Regions from separate parts of the Homo sapiens genome. Here regions 2 and 3 are each linked to region 1. A link is a loop called in an ENCODE intact Hi-C map of the cell type or tissue named here. Cell type or tissue: Panc1. All regions are shown on one strand. Links, peaks and the distances in the headings refer to the core of each region. The heading gives the core; the rest is flanking DNA.

Evidence for each region. Hi-C counts contacts between places; a loop is a spot of excess contacts. Peaks named below come from ENCODE experiments on the same cell type or tissue, not always from the same donor. Only the 100,000 strongest peaks of a DNase experiment are listed, where the experiment ranks them.
Region 2: a loop joins it to region 1, with 3 times the contacts of the local background. A loop is called at or near these places in 8 of 110 quality-filtered maps.
Region 3: it touches region 1 in a loop (2.9-fold over the local background); 6 of 110 quality-filtered maps call a loop at or near these places.

What each region holds. Positions count from the first base shown.
Region 1 is chr6:93,421,588-93,426,641 of GRCh38, reverse strand. No RefSeq gene overlaps it. Among named protein-coding and RNA genes, the nearest start is that of EPHA7, 4.6 kb to the right of the region's middle. In Panc1, for the core only: CTCF peaks have their summits at 1,934, 2,135 (motif pointing right) and 2,897 (motif pointing left); no DNase peak of the experiment used is centred there; H3K27ac peaks cover 1,936 bases.
Region 2 is chr6:94,062,777-94,067,830 of GRCh38, reverse strand. No RefSeq gene overlaps it. Among named protein-coding and RNA genes, the nearest start is that of TSG1, 360 kb to the right of the region's middle. In Panc1, for the core only: no CTCF peak of the experiment used is centred there; no DNase peak of the experiment used is centred there; H3K27ac peaks cover 231 bases.
Region 3 is chr6:94,252,857-94,257,910 of GRCh38, reverse strand. No RefSeq gene overlaps it. Among named protein-coding and RNA genes, the nearest start is that of TSG1, 550 kb to the right of the region's middle. In Panc1, for the core only: CTCF peaks have their summits at 2,827 and 3,027; no DNase peak of the experiment used is centred there; H3K27ac peaks cover 1,406 bases.

The DNA of each region.
Region 1 (5,054 bases), core at 404-4,403:
ACATTTCGGATTAATCTATAAAGCATAAAACTGCAAAATTACACATTTCGTACAATGGTACACAGAATACACTATCTTAGTCAAGTTTTAACTATAACTTTAAAGATATATTTATAATATAGCTCTAGCAGTACAATTTATATAAAATTCATACTTTCATTCTCTGATCAAAAAATTTATCTATTTAAGTCTTAACCTTGATTAAAAATTAAAATGGCTAAGTGTAGGGCATTTGTTTTTAAATATTCATCATATTTTAAGATATTTGACTAGGTAGAACTCTAACATGGACTCTAATGTGTTACTACTTTCCTTTCCTTTTCATTCAGTATCATTCCGCTCCCTGTTTTATAGCCTTCTGACCAAGTATAACTGATTGGGCCAGAGCTGCCAATTCTCTAAAATGGACACAACTACCATTTATCTAAAACGTGATAATCCACTGGACTTTCTCAAAAGTACCTAAGAATATGCATGTAATTATTGTACTGCATTTCTTTATTAAAACTTAGAAAGTAATTGTTCCCTCAAAAGTTTAAATCAAAGGTATATGCAAATATATTATAATTTGTTAAAATAAAGACAAAGATATGATAGTATAGAAAAATTAATTTCAAGTTGAGATCTTAAAGAACTCTCATAAGAGATCTTGTACTTCTTATTGAAATGCAGGATAATTTCTCTTTTCTCTGTACTTGTGAGGTAGATAAAGTAGGTTTTGTCTTTTATGGTTATCATCTATCTTTAAATGAAGGAAATTTCTGCCAGAATTTTCATGTTTTTAAGTTTCACAGACTTTGCAACCAAAGCCTGCTTGTTAAAAGCTTGCTGAAAGAGTGACTATCAGATATTAAAATACTTAATTAAACTGAGATTGACCTCAGTCATTTCATCAATCTAAAATCAAATAGAGAATGTGGCAGGTTAATTCTGTAGCTTATCTACAGCAATGAGCCTATGAAACCAAACAATGATAATAATAAGCTCATAGAATCTGAGATGATGTAAAATTTTTATGAAATTTTCTGTCTGATATGAGTGCAGGGAGGGGAAAAGAAAACAACTTTAGACAAGTCAGATGATAAAAATCCTTACTGTGCATTGAATTTTCTTGCAGTTTATGGTCAATAGTGCAATTATAAAGATATCATCACTGTTGAAATCAACACAGAAAAACTGAATGGTTACCTATTTCTCTAAGTATATGATATTCTCCCTGTTTTCAAAAAGAAACATGAGTCACAAAGGCATCATGATGGGTGTTAGGTCTTTTGTGTATTGGGTTATGATTTATTCATCTGCGTATGTCCCTAGTGCCTTTTTGTATTTAATAAATACATGAAAAGCCTACTTTTGATAGAGGTTTTGGTCACCATTCTCTCTCTGGAATCTTATGACAGATTGTGAATCTTTAATCAGTTTGATCCACATTATCAAGAAGAAATACAGTCACTTATCTTTTTTAAGTTTGCTTGTCGAAATGGTCAAATCTAGCATCTCTCTTTTGAGGGCTTCTGCTCTCCTTAATTCCTCCTGAGAATCTCTAGGCATACACTCAGTCGAAAGGGATCATATTTTGTCCAGATGATTATAATGTTCAGTGCACTACTGACTTTAGTTACATCACTGTCATATCATATATCTTTTAAAAATTGGCTGTACTTAGTATTACTACAATGATACCTTGTTATATAGATCCCTCCATGCTATAATGTCACTTCACCTTTGAGCTAAAATGGTACAGCTCTTTTAGTTCATACTTGCATAATCAGCATAAATACCATAGCTAGGTTGCTGGGTTCCAAGGCCTTTGAATATCAGCAAATGTCTTCACCCAGTAAATTTTAAGCTCAATTGTATTTCCCTTACAGTAAGCACTTCTTTGTGATACTTGGGCTCATTTCTTTCTCAGTCAGAACCATTCTTATCTTTCAGAGCTTCTAATACTGTTAAAACTCAAATGGGATAGGTTTGGGATCCTCTCCTCCCAGGAAAGTCCTTGTCTCTTATATAAATTTGTCTTTTCTTCAAAGAGAACAACTGCATGCCAAGTCTAGAGGTATTATAAGACATCACCTCTGGTATGTATAGAATTTTACCCTTCCTCCATGGAGAGAATGTCCACAGCTTTACAATTTCACAACTAGGGGGCACTACTCCCGCATTTCTTTCTCTAAAACAGAAATTCCAAATTATTACCATACATAGAAACTCATTATTTTTTAGACCTCTTCTTAGACCTTTTTGAGATTAGTCAGGCAAGTTTTGACAGAATTTCATTTTTAGTATTAACCACGGCAGAAGATTAGGATGAGGTGTGGTGTCTAAAATACTCCTCAGCCTAGAAAGTTCTCTGGGAACTTCAGAGGATCCTTAAAAACTCTGGACTGTTAAGTCCCAGAGCATGCTCCATCCCAGCCTGGCCCTGTTCTTTGGGTAAAAGACTAAGATAAGTGGGAACAGACTAAGGAAGAGAGTATCTGAGGTCACTCTGGAAACTCAAAATTCTTCGGGTTAGTTAAAAAAACAAAAACAAAAACTGGAGCAAGCTTTTCCATAGTATAATTCACCTTCTAATGTGCCTTTGAGCCTATTCATTTAACTTGGCCTCTATGGACTAAAATAGGTCATAGGACATCTCACAAATTTTTATGAAGGCATTTTGTAGCCTGGCATAGGTACCGAGAGAAAAAGAAACTTAAAAGTAATCAATGAGACAAATATTATATATTCATAATATATATGTATATATACATGCACAAATACACACACATACAATTTCACAACTAACTCATCTTTACCTTGTACAGGGTGGACTTGATTGTCCAGGACACCCAGAGGTCCTGTTGCCCCCTGGTGGTCGCTGAATTATCACAGATCTTGATACCTAAAAATCCTCTGGGTGAAGAGCTTAAAAATTACAACATGAGAAACCATGGAAGCATGTAGAAGTAATTTGAATAATTTAAGCCAGTTCATCCTATCAATCCTGGTGATTTATGGCAAAATGAACTGGAAGTAATGGAAGAAAAGAGCCTCCCCATGCAAAATCAAGTTTGAAAAAAAAAAAATCCACTAAGAGCACCGAACATGTGCTACTTGATTTCAGGTATAAAGTGCTACATTTTCCTAGCTACATTTTGTTATTTTAATATTACTTAAAAAAAGAGTAATTTGACTGAACACTTTTTAATATTTTAGGTGATTAGAAAATTTCAGTGGTACCTCAGCAATAATATTCAAGTGGACTCATAATTTAGATATAAATTATATTTTTATTTGTTAAACTGTCTGAAATTAACTTGGAAATTGTACTTAAAGAATTATAATTGTAATCTTCTGAACTTTATTTATCTGACTTCACAAAAGTGTGTGAAATTTTACAAAGGCACAAAATAAATTCTTGACTTATGGTTTGATTTCTGACCTCTGACTTCCTATACTTTCAGCTAAATCTGAGCTTAGAAAAATTCATGAATTAATATGTTTTTAATGAGTTTAGGTTATGCACATTTTTTACATTAGACTGCAAATAAATATTTTATATACACTACATAAATCATGTTAATGTAAATATGTAAATGATTTTCCTACACAGTGGAAAGATTGTTTATATTTTGACTGAAATCACAGAATCCAATTTTCTGTAATATCTGTTAACTAAGACATAATGCTTCTTTTCTGCTTATAATCAATTTCTTCTGCACAGTACCTTTTCTAATTCAGTTTAAATTACCCTTTTTCTGTGATGAACTTGCATTTTCACATTTGCCAGCTGTGAATGCATTTTGATGATAAGTACAAAAGTAGTGGGTTCAGAAACAGCCCTTTGATTTCATTGTTGTTAACTATTTAGTTTGACAGTCTTGGATTTGTAACATACTGAAATCTCCAATTGTCCCTTTGCCCTCGAATGGCCTGAATACTAGACACACACAGTATAACCTTTTCTTTCATTTGAAAATTCATAGAACTTATTCCCTGAAGTCATTATAATTTACTCCTATTTCTCTCTTAAAATCAGAGAATATTTCCCAGAGTTAAACAGTGAGGTAAATATTAGTATTGTAACAAGTTAAAACAAAATAGCAGGTGTACCCTCATTTAGAATGTGTCTTGAATTTGGACATTTCCCTACATGTACAGTCATGTGATTATTGGTAATTATACAAATAAATAATACAAAATGCATTAAAATTGGGTATATCTCCTTAGTATCTGAAGAGAGGCGTTTTTCATCTTTCCACTATACATTTATTATAGATGTTGCAACAGAGGGGATATAAAATTGAAATATTAAGGTCTTAGTCTCTGTTTCCATTTACTTAAAATTCACTAAATATATGTGGACGACGCTATCAACTTAGTTGTACAATGAATGCATAAAAATGTAAAACTAGTTTTCAGAATTATTGCTTTGGCGCACAGGTGTTGGTCTCATACACTATTTGGTATTGCTCAGGAAGACAAGTTCCTTTTGAATTCACTTTATATACAAACACATCGCATTATTAAAAATAATTGATTAGAAATAATATGCTTAAATCATAAAATGAAGCTAAAATAAATTGTAATGGTGTGAGGAAGTTCACCATTATGTTATTTTAAAATGAGAAAGTTTTGTATACTGATAATTTTTATGTCAGTGGCTTCATGTACAAATAGGTCTATATGCTTTATCATTAGTCAAATACAGTCGAGTGTAAATTTATATATTAATCATATACTGTATGCTGAACACTGTCTTCTTGACTGTCATTTATTTTTATTTAAATGCTCCGAATTCTTTGTCAATATATCTAGATACTACAAAAGAAAGAAGAGAAGTTTGAAAAACCTAAAAATCAGTATCACTGTGCAGCTATGCAGGGAGAACTGTCAGCAGCCTGGCACATGTGCATTTAATGTGAAGCTTCTTGTCTCTAAAAATAAGAGTAAAGTTACACATGCCCCTGTGTCTGACAGAGAGAAGGGACACAAAAAGAGGACTCACTATACCACCTACACTCATCAGAGGAGTGAAGGATGTTACTTCTTTGGTTTCCTGGTTTTAA
Region 2 (5,054 bases), core at 640-4,639, 640 kb before region 1:
TATTTTAACATAAGATATTTATTCTAAATCAGCTGCTGGTAGACATTATTTTTCAAGGGCCCAATGGTAAATATGTAGGTTTTGGTAGCCATACAGTCTCAATAATTCAACACTGCCTTTATAGCACAAAAGAAGCCACAGATAATATGTACATGAATATGTTCAAATAAAACTTTATTTACAAAAACAAGAAGCTTACCGGATTGGGCTTATGGTCCTTAGTTTTTCAGCCCTTTTTCAGACTAATTTTTATTTACAGATAAATTTTAAAAATAAATTATTTTAAAATCTAAATTAGTTCCTTCCTGAGTAACACAAGCTTAAATACACATAAAGATGTATTTATCCAACTTCCAGGAAGAAAATGCTCATTTGGTCTGGTTTGTCCAGACTGGCATCTAAAACTAGGTCATTCCCAAGTCTCCAGTATCTTGGATTGTGCAACTCTGTCTTAAGTATCCCATGAGTTAAAATAATACAATACAACAGCAAAATAATACAAAGTTTACAACCCTTATTTCCGTGGGCAATTTCATTTTATTTGATTCAATGAGAAGAGGATTTGAACGTTGCTTAGCTTGACATGTACACTTGTACCAATTACTGACCCCCAAAATATTTAAAGAGGCTTCTTATATACCTCTGAATTACTGCTTCTAGCCTAATTTGTTTCTTTCCTCTGAGCAATTTATAAAATATAAACCATTTTTGCCTTTTTCAAACTAGTTTTTCTTGTACACATATTAGGTATTTGTTGATTGTAACCTGGATTATATAGTTTACAAAGTGTTTGCTGTTATCATTGGTATATTTAACAGATTACACATCCTCTGAGATACACCCAAATTTTTTAAATGAGCATTTTAGTGTATCTTATTTATTTCCAGAAAGATTCTTCAAGCTCTATTAGGGGAAAGGGCTTTGTTTCAATGTAAATCATATTTGTGTGCTATAACAATAACATAATGGTAATAATAATGTTATTTGAATTTAAATCAAACAAGTCAATTGTAATTAAAGTTTATGTGTTTAACTGACTAGTTTGGCCTAATGTCTCATTTTAATTCTGCTATTTATAATGAATAGGTAGGAGTTTCAAAGAAAGACAGGGTTACTGATATGAATAAATGATTCTTATATTTTTCTATGCAGGCTGATGTAAATTAATACTGAACCTAAAATTTTACAGAAATGTAAATCACTAGCTACCATTTATGTGGTGATTCCTATTAAAGTCCTATTCTGTATAGAATGAATGGTAAACTGGTAATGCACTGAAGCGTGCTCAGTCCCCAAATGTACTGCAGATACTGGGTTACACAACCAAAAATTACTATTAAGACACAATGACTTCCACAAATAAAAACAGATAAGAGGGGAGGAAATGTTGCCAGAATTGGTTACATTGTATTAATCCACTTAAATCTCCTACATTTAAAAAGAATTTCTATGTCTTTAGGAAGCCTTTAACATCATTTCTGGCTTCGTTGGGACTCCCAAAGAGCTATGTGGTAGCAATAAAAAGCTCTTTACCACAGGGATCCCTACAATTAAGAAAAGCAGAGATTGTAAACGTTTGCTAGTTTTGAAATATTAGCTTGCCTCCTACTTAAATCCAAACAAAAGCACACTATGGCTCTAGGTCAGCCCAATACAGACAAGACCCGAGCTCTGATTTGCCCCATACAAGGAACTATAATGGAGTGGAAGCAGCAGCTACTTAATATATGAGTTAAAATTACCCGTGACTGAAATGAGCACATCAATCAAAAGTTTTGGCATGTAATGAGCCAAACAAACCAGTGTGGTGAGCTTGAAGTCAGGAAAAGCCTCTATTCTGTATTCAAAAGTTTTCAAATTACCATGACATCCCTTTGCATACACCACCCGACTTCCAGCAGGTGGATTTTCGAGGCATTGTGCTTGGAACACAAAGATGGATCAACTAAGAGCATTTGAGATAGTTTCCTGTTTTGTGTTCAGAAAACTAGGTCTGCATAAAGCCTCCCGGATTCTTAGCATTTTTTAGGTGTTGGGCAAGGGATAAATATACATGACTGAGAACAGAAAATTAAACAGTGATGGAACAGAAACAGCTATAATTGCTGATATATGTTTCATGTAAAAATTGCACATCCATTCTGACCATCTCAGCATAAATGTAACTTGTTAATTTAGGTAATTCCACTTCAAAGTGCTACCATGTCTTGTTGTCTTTATCAATTTCAATTAATTTCTAAATATCTTGAAAAATTAAGGGAGCCTTTCTTAATAATTATATGTTTAAGCAGCAGTTTTGTGCCAGCATGTCTAGACAGACTGTACAGTACAGAGTAATTGTAGTACACATCTCATTTCTCACTCCTGATTTCAGTTAGTAATCTGAACGTATTATGCCCATAGCTCTGCATAATCACTTCCAACTACAGTTTCTTTGAGAAGCAACTACAGAAAACCCCGAAGTAGAATTTTATTCAATAAGTATGAATGTGCGGAAATATTACTAGATAATTCTATCAGTTTTCTAGTTTTATTTAACCACAGCATAATGCAAAGAAGTGTGGCATTTTATTTCCTTCGAATATTGTATCCATTGTTAATTTTATTAACTAATCATTTAAAATAACTCAGTTTTAACTTATTATTAAGATATTTTAGAAAACATAACTTCCAAACTATTATAATCACAGAGTAATAGAGTCATGTCTGTCTAACTACAAAGAAAACTAGGAATCTTCTAGGTGCAAAATACATGATAAAATGTTTTTGTTAGAGGGTTAGAGAGTAAACGAACTTTGTTAATTCAGTGGCGAATGAAAATTTTTAAGTAGTTCTATGTTAATTCTATAAAACTCGCTGGTAAATGAAGAGTGTAGTTCAATAAGTCTACGGTTATACCACCCTGAACGTGCCTGATCTCATCTAAATGGACCTTTGACAGAAAAAAAGAAAAAAACACTATGTTTCTGAAATTATTACCCACTAAATTGACTAGCTGAGATGACTTCAGGAAAGCATATAAATGACTTCAGCTATCAATGTTTCAGACTTGGAATGATAATTTCCTCCCGTAGCGCCTCTTTTTTTATTTTTTCTCTTGTTCTTCAATAATTGTGTGTTATAATTATTTAAAAATATATATGCCTAAGAGGTCCAGGATATGTATAACTTCTGTTAATAAGACTGCCAGGAACAGTTTTTAAAGAGATATTTAAAGTGCTTTAGTTATATTCACTATGTAACCACTCTACTATGCCATTTCATATTATACAGTGATAGAATAATCTTAAACCTATAAGCATTCAGAAAAGCACAGTACAAAGTTTACAAAGTATTTTGTACAATAGTTTCTGTATTCCCAACAATATGTTGTTATGCTAACAATATGAAATTTATGATTTGACTTTAGCATTTGCATAAGACATACATAGTTATAATACAAAACACATTTTTATTATGATATGAAAGTTAATTACCAGAAAGCAAAAAAAAAAAAAAAAGATACATGAGAATTGTTGAGAAGTGCAAATAAAGAAGCTGAAGTTTCAAAATCAAAAGTTCTCACCTGCTGAGTCGAGAGAGGAAGTAGAGGTTAAAGAATATGGCTTCTAGTCTTTGTTCTGCCTTCAGTTTATTTTCTAATGACAATCGAAAAAGTAAAAACATTTAAACTTGGAGAAGATATTTTGAAATATGGAGTGACAACAGATTAGTATAATGAATACATAAAGCATTTGTAAAATCTGTACAAAAAATTTAAGGCAATAAATGGTCAAAAGACATGAATGAGTATACCATCAAAGAAAAACATACATAACATAAATAAGTACATATGAAAAGAAATTTAATCTCACTAATAAGCAAAGCAACTTAAACCAAGACCACCATTTATTCCATTTTATGGTCAATTGGTTGGAAAAAATAAGTTTGACGATTGCATGTGGTGTGGAAGGTATATATTCACAAGCTCTCATTTATTTGTGGTAATGCTAACTGGTACACTTTGGAAAATATTTTAAAATTATATTGCAAAACTAAATATTTGCAAAACTTATGATGTAGCAATAAAGCCCACAAGAATATATCTAAGACAAACTTTGGCACATATGTACCACAAAATAATGCAAAAAAAGTGTCTATAGCCCATTATTCATTATAGCAAAGCACGGAGAACAAAATTTTCACTAGCAGAACTCATTAATACACGTTGATGTATTGAGCAAAGAGAATATTATACAACAACGAAAATGAGCCACAATGAAACCAATAACATGGATGAAACTTAAGAAAATATTGACTGAAAAAAAGTGAGTTTAAGGAGTTAACATGTAGTAGAAAAAAACTAATATGTTATTTAGTAACAAAACTAAAAAGAAAACACAAAGGAAAAAAGAAAATGCAAGAGAATTTTAAAAATAAATATTAGAACTTTGGGAGACAATATAGGTAGGGAACATATGAGGAGAGGTAAGTTACTGGTAATAGTCTAGTGCTCCAGTTAAATAAACACATAAAATAGAAGATGACCTTGCAATGACAACTGGTAACAGTGAGTATGAACCAATAATTATGATCAATCAATTCTGTGAACTTTAGATCCTTAGTAAGAAAAATTAGCAATGGCTGCATATATTAGTCAGCTCAGTCTGTTATAACAAAATACCACCAACTGGGTAGCTTAAACAAGTGACATTTATTTTCTGGCCATTTTGGAGGCTAGAACTTGACAGCCAAGGTTCTGGTAAGTTCAGTGTTTTTGGTGAACTCTTTCTTTCGGCTTACAGATTACTGCTTTCTTGCTGTCTTCATGTATCCTCTTCATGTGCTCATGAAGAAAGAGAGCTCTCTGATGTCTCTTCCACTTTTTATAAGGACACGAATTCTACTGGAGTAGAGCCACATCCTTATAACCTTATTCAACTTTAGTTGCCTTTTTAAAAGCCTTGTCTCCAAATACAGTCACATTGGCATTTATGGGCTTCAACATATGAATTATGGGGGGACACAATTTAGTCCACAAGACTACATAATGGTGACAATATGACACTCAAATT
Region 3 (5,054 bases), core at 640-4,639, 830 kb before region 1:
CTATAATTTTCTATAGGAGAGCCAGAAAAAAATTGGCCTGTGATCATGGAAAGAATAGAACATTATGTGAGGGTTCTTTTCTTCCTGTGAGCATAAATGGCAAGCAGTTTGGCGAATAAATTTTACTAAATTGTCAAAACAGATAACCACATAATGAGGGTTAGAAATTCTAAAGCCTGAAGAAGGAGGAAATATCTTACATTCATTATTCTGAGTCTCCAAAATTTAAGGCCAAAAAATTTTAAGAATGGAGGTGAAACAAGACCAATTTTGCTTTTGAATGACAATATAAAATGCTAAATACAAGTATTGCAGATGTAATATAGCTGCATAGCATTAATTCATTTAGAGCAAATAGGGATCATTCTAGAAATGTAAGTATGATATAATATTAGAAACTATCGGATTTATTTATCCATCTGTAAAAACTATAATAACACTTTCACAAAGCTGAAAAATCTTGTAATAAACTATTCATTCCAGATTTTTAAATTAATAACTCAAACAATAGGTGTGTACCTTTCTTTGAAAAAATGACTATATTTCAAATCCAACATGATCATCATGCATAGCAAATTAATGCCAGAAAAATTCTTATTTAAGTTAAAGCAATAGTAAATGTTTCAAGTCACGAAAATGATACTAGAGAAAAATGTAGAAATTTAGTAAGACGAAGTCAAAATTGTTCTCAAGAAATATATATCATGTTTGAAAATCCAGAATAATGACTGAAAAACTGTTAGAAATAAAAAAGAAGACAATAACTTGTCTTTTTGTGAAATTAAGATATAAAAATCAATACTTTGGTTACATGAAAACGAAAATCTATTTCAACATATAATAAACAACTTTTAAAATATAACACTGAAGTTATAACACCTAGAGAAAATGTAAAGTATAAAAACATTTGTATAATAAATGGAATAAATAGAAATGTCTATAAAGAGTAGAATATATATTATAGTCAGTTCATAAAATAAAATAAAGTAATTAAGAGTAGTAAAATAATCCTTCTATACATAGTAATTTTAAAAATGAATTATTACTTCTAGCAAATTCTTAGATCAATTGCATAGAAAATATGGAGCAAAGAAGCCAAACACTATGATTTATCTTATCTAAAATTTTTAAATTTGCAAAATCTTTCTGTGGTGGTAGAAGTCAAAATAGTGATTACTTTTGGTGACACAAGTGAATGAAAGATGAGAAAGTGTGGCTTGTGGGGTGCTGGAAATGTTCTATATGATCGTCTGAGTTGCAGAGATACAGATGGTTTAACTCATAAAAATACTTCTCGCTCTAGCTAAGATTTTTATTGTTTTTGTTCTTTCATTCCGTTATTTATTTCAATGTTTTCCCCAAAACAGATTAAGAGTGCTTTCCAAACTTTTTAAGAAGATGAACATCCCAATAGAAGGAAATACATGACTCGATAATTTGCAAATAAAGATAAGCAAATGATTTCTTCTGAAGAAAAATTAATATAATAGTATAGAATTAATATTATAATAAGACAACATTTGTCGATTTTTGAAGACACAAAAGAATACCATATCAAGGTTTTATGAGACTGTGGTGGAATGACTTTCTGATAGATTTCTGTTGACTTTGTAAAAGAGTACAGCAATTGTAAAGTGCAATTTGGCTATTTATTTAAATCAGACAAATAAAGAAAACTTAAAATGACCATATTCTTAACCCAAATTCTGCTTTTTATCAACATGTAAGAAAAAAATTCAATGATAAACCATAACAATAAATTATGATATAACAATATGGGTGCGTGCTTATCAAACATTAAAAACATGTTGAAAATAACATTTTATAGCACCGGAAAAATCAAGAAAAATACATATTAATTGACCCAATAATTTATAAGATGGAATAGATAAGATAAAACTTATTTTGGGGAGAATAATGTTTATGCATATATGCAAATACCATATTGAAAATAACTTCACCATAATTATAGCTATCTCTGAGTAATTTAGCTATCTCTGAGTAATTTTCCATATTAAGTATTAATTATTAGTGTATCACACCAAAAATAATTTTAACTAAAACACATATTTGTACAACTAGGGCTAAGTGCAAAAACACACATGGTTCTGAATTCCTGAGTGCCTGACTACCTAGTGATTTTTGTGCATGTAAGGGATGATGAGGATGTATTAGAGCATTCACCGATCTTCCTTTTCATGTGATGGTTGTCTATTTCCAGAGCATAATTGGAGGCTTTAGCACATGAAATATGGGTTAATTTTCAGTCCCCACTCACCCCATACATGCAGTGTTCTTCTGCTGAGTAAAAGCTGCATAGCCATTTTCAGTAGGCTGATTATTTCTTAATGCCATGCAGGTCTGCTCCATGGTTTTCTCCTTATGTTCTGAAAAGCTGCCACTGACACAAACCCAGAACTGCTATCAGTTAGAACTTATAACCTGGAAGTTACTTCTAAATATAGATTAAACATGTTTCACCTCTCTGTGAAGGATATGTCAGAGTAAAACCTATGAGACAAGCTTGGGTACCTTCCTGTTGTTGGTGATAGTTTCTTACTCTCAGTCAAAGGAACATTCAGATTTTTTAGGAAGTCAGGCCTGTTTAACAGATGACATTTATTGACTTTTCTAGTCCTTAAAATTACATATGATTACTATGGCACACACTCTGACTTCTATATGTATTCTTTGTCAAATTAAGAAGTAAGGAATAAAAATTAACATTTATTAATCACCAGGCTTCTGTCAAATACAGTGCTGGACACTTCTTATTATGTAAAAATCTTTCATTCTCATGATAATGCTTGAGAGGAGGGAAAGTTGTTTTTTTTTTTTTTTTTTTTTTTTTTTACTACAGACCAAAAAACAAAGCTCAGAAAGATTAGAGACCTTCAAAATTATGAAAACTAGTTAACAGCAGAACTGCTATTTGAGAACTTATGCCTAATTCCAAAGATCATGATCTTCTAATATGCTATAATGGATAAATCCATATGTGCTGGAAACCTAGAACTTCCATTGGGAGGCAGTACAGCATAATAGTCAGGACCTTGTGCTCCAAAGAGCCTGACTGCCTTGGTCCGAATGCTAATTTCAAAATTTACCAGCTATATGGCTTGGGGAGATAAACTTATTTAATATCTCTAAGCACTACTCTCTGGGTATAAAAATAGTTTATACCTTGCCAGGACATTAAGTGGAGTAAATTAATGAAGCTAATTACTAAAATTAACTAATGAGAAGAATTTAGTAGTGCGTGGCACATAGTGCTTACAAGTATTGGCTATAGCTTTGATTTTGTTTTGATCTTATTTTTAAATATTCATTTTCAGATACATAACATACTGATTTATTTAATAAATCATTTTATGATTTCATCTACAGACAGGAGATTCAATGAACACATTTACTGAAGTAATTTTCTATCAGTAACTAAATTATTTCAGCAGTAGGTATAAAGTCCTACTGAAATTGTTTCCTCAAAAAAATGATACAGTTCCTTGCTGTATTTATTCATGCTTTTTAGAGAGATAAAGTAGTGTGCAGGCTTATTAAATCTTTATAAATTTGGTCAATTCCTAATTTTACTGCTGCAAATTTAAAGGATGCCAGATGGTGAGAACATTCATTTAACAGATTCTCTACTTCAGAATTATATAAAAAAGATAAATATATATTGCTAACAGAGATACTTCTGATCAGAAGAGTAAAAGAAAGTGTTTGGACACAAATAAACTCAGTTAACACCCTCCAAAGAGTATTGAAAATTTAAAAAAGTAATATTTAGTATAAAGTTACACATTAGTAGAAAACCTGTATTAATGAGTGACTTCGAGATTTCGCACTGAAACTCACCACTGCTTTTAAGAGTATAATCTTTCATTGCATCATGAATCAAATTTGATATTTTAATTTCTAAAATATTTTGTTTAATGTTACACAATTTCTTACCTGCATTAAGTAAAGAGAATTGGACGAACATCATGTGTTGCTTTGTGAAACAGATTTATCAATATTTAAAAGTTTTTAATAATTTCAAAATTATTTCACCTCCCAAATCCATATGGCTGCTATAAGAAAAGACTGACATTGTTTCTCATCTGTAGAATTTCTTTTTATCTTCTTCTTGGTTATAGTGTTTATCCATGTTTACTATTACTGAGGCACTTTTTCAAAAACCATTTGAAACTTTTCAAACATTTGAATGAATTCATTTGAGTGGAGAAGAAAAATAACAACAGAAAATGAGAATGAGTATAACTTCTAATAGAATTTTAAAATTATTAGAATAAAGTGTAAGGGCTGGCTCATTTTTCTTTTTTTTTTTTTTGCCCTTGCCTTTGCCTCGAATGCACTTCATGAAATATCACTTAGTGTATCTGCACTATCTGTAAAAAATAAGTAAAGATTTCTTATAATTACCTTTCTGAAGAATTTGAATGAGAATTTATGGCATTATGCCTATTACATGGTTCAAAGTCTTTGAGAAACACATTATTAGAAACAAATATAAGAATTATTTATTTGCATATATAACAAATATTTATTCAGAACCTACCATGAAACAAGACATTTCACAGCTCTGGGACAGCAATGAAAAATATTTTATCTGTTCTTGTGTGCTGGCTGAGGTGAGGGGATGTTCAATAAATAACAAATAAATAAATCAGCAAAGTAATCTCAGAGAGTGTTTAGTTTTATGAAGAAACTAACATTGAATGAGATTGAAGGAGGGAAATACTCAGATTGAGACCTTAGATCTGAGAAACTAAACGAACATGCTACTTGGAGATCCAGATTAAACTATTCAGGACCTAAAGGAGAGTCTCTGCAGTAGAAAAAGCTCTGGGGAAGAAAAGGTAGACTATATTTGTAGCGTCAGAGTGACAAAAAGAAGATAATGTGGCCAAAACCTAGATACCCAGACAAAGTAGTTGGAGATCAGATCTTGCTTAGGTCTGGAAAGTTTCTTTTTAAAAAGATCATTCTAGCCTCTTATTTGAGAATGGATTGTATTGAAGAAAAAGAGAATTTCATTATTGTGATCACAT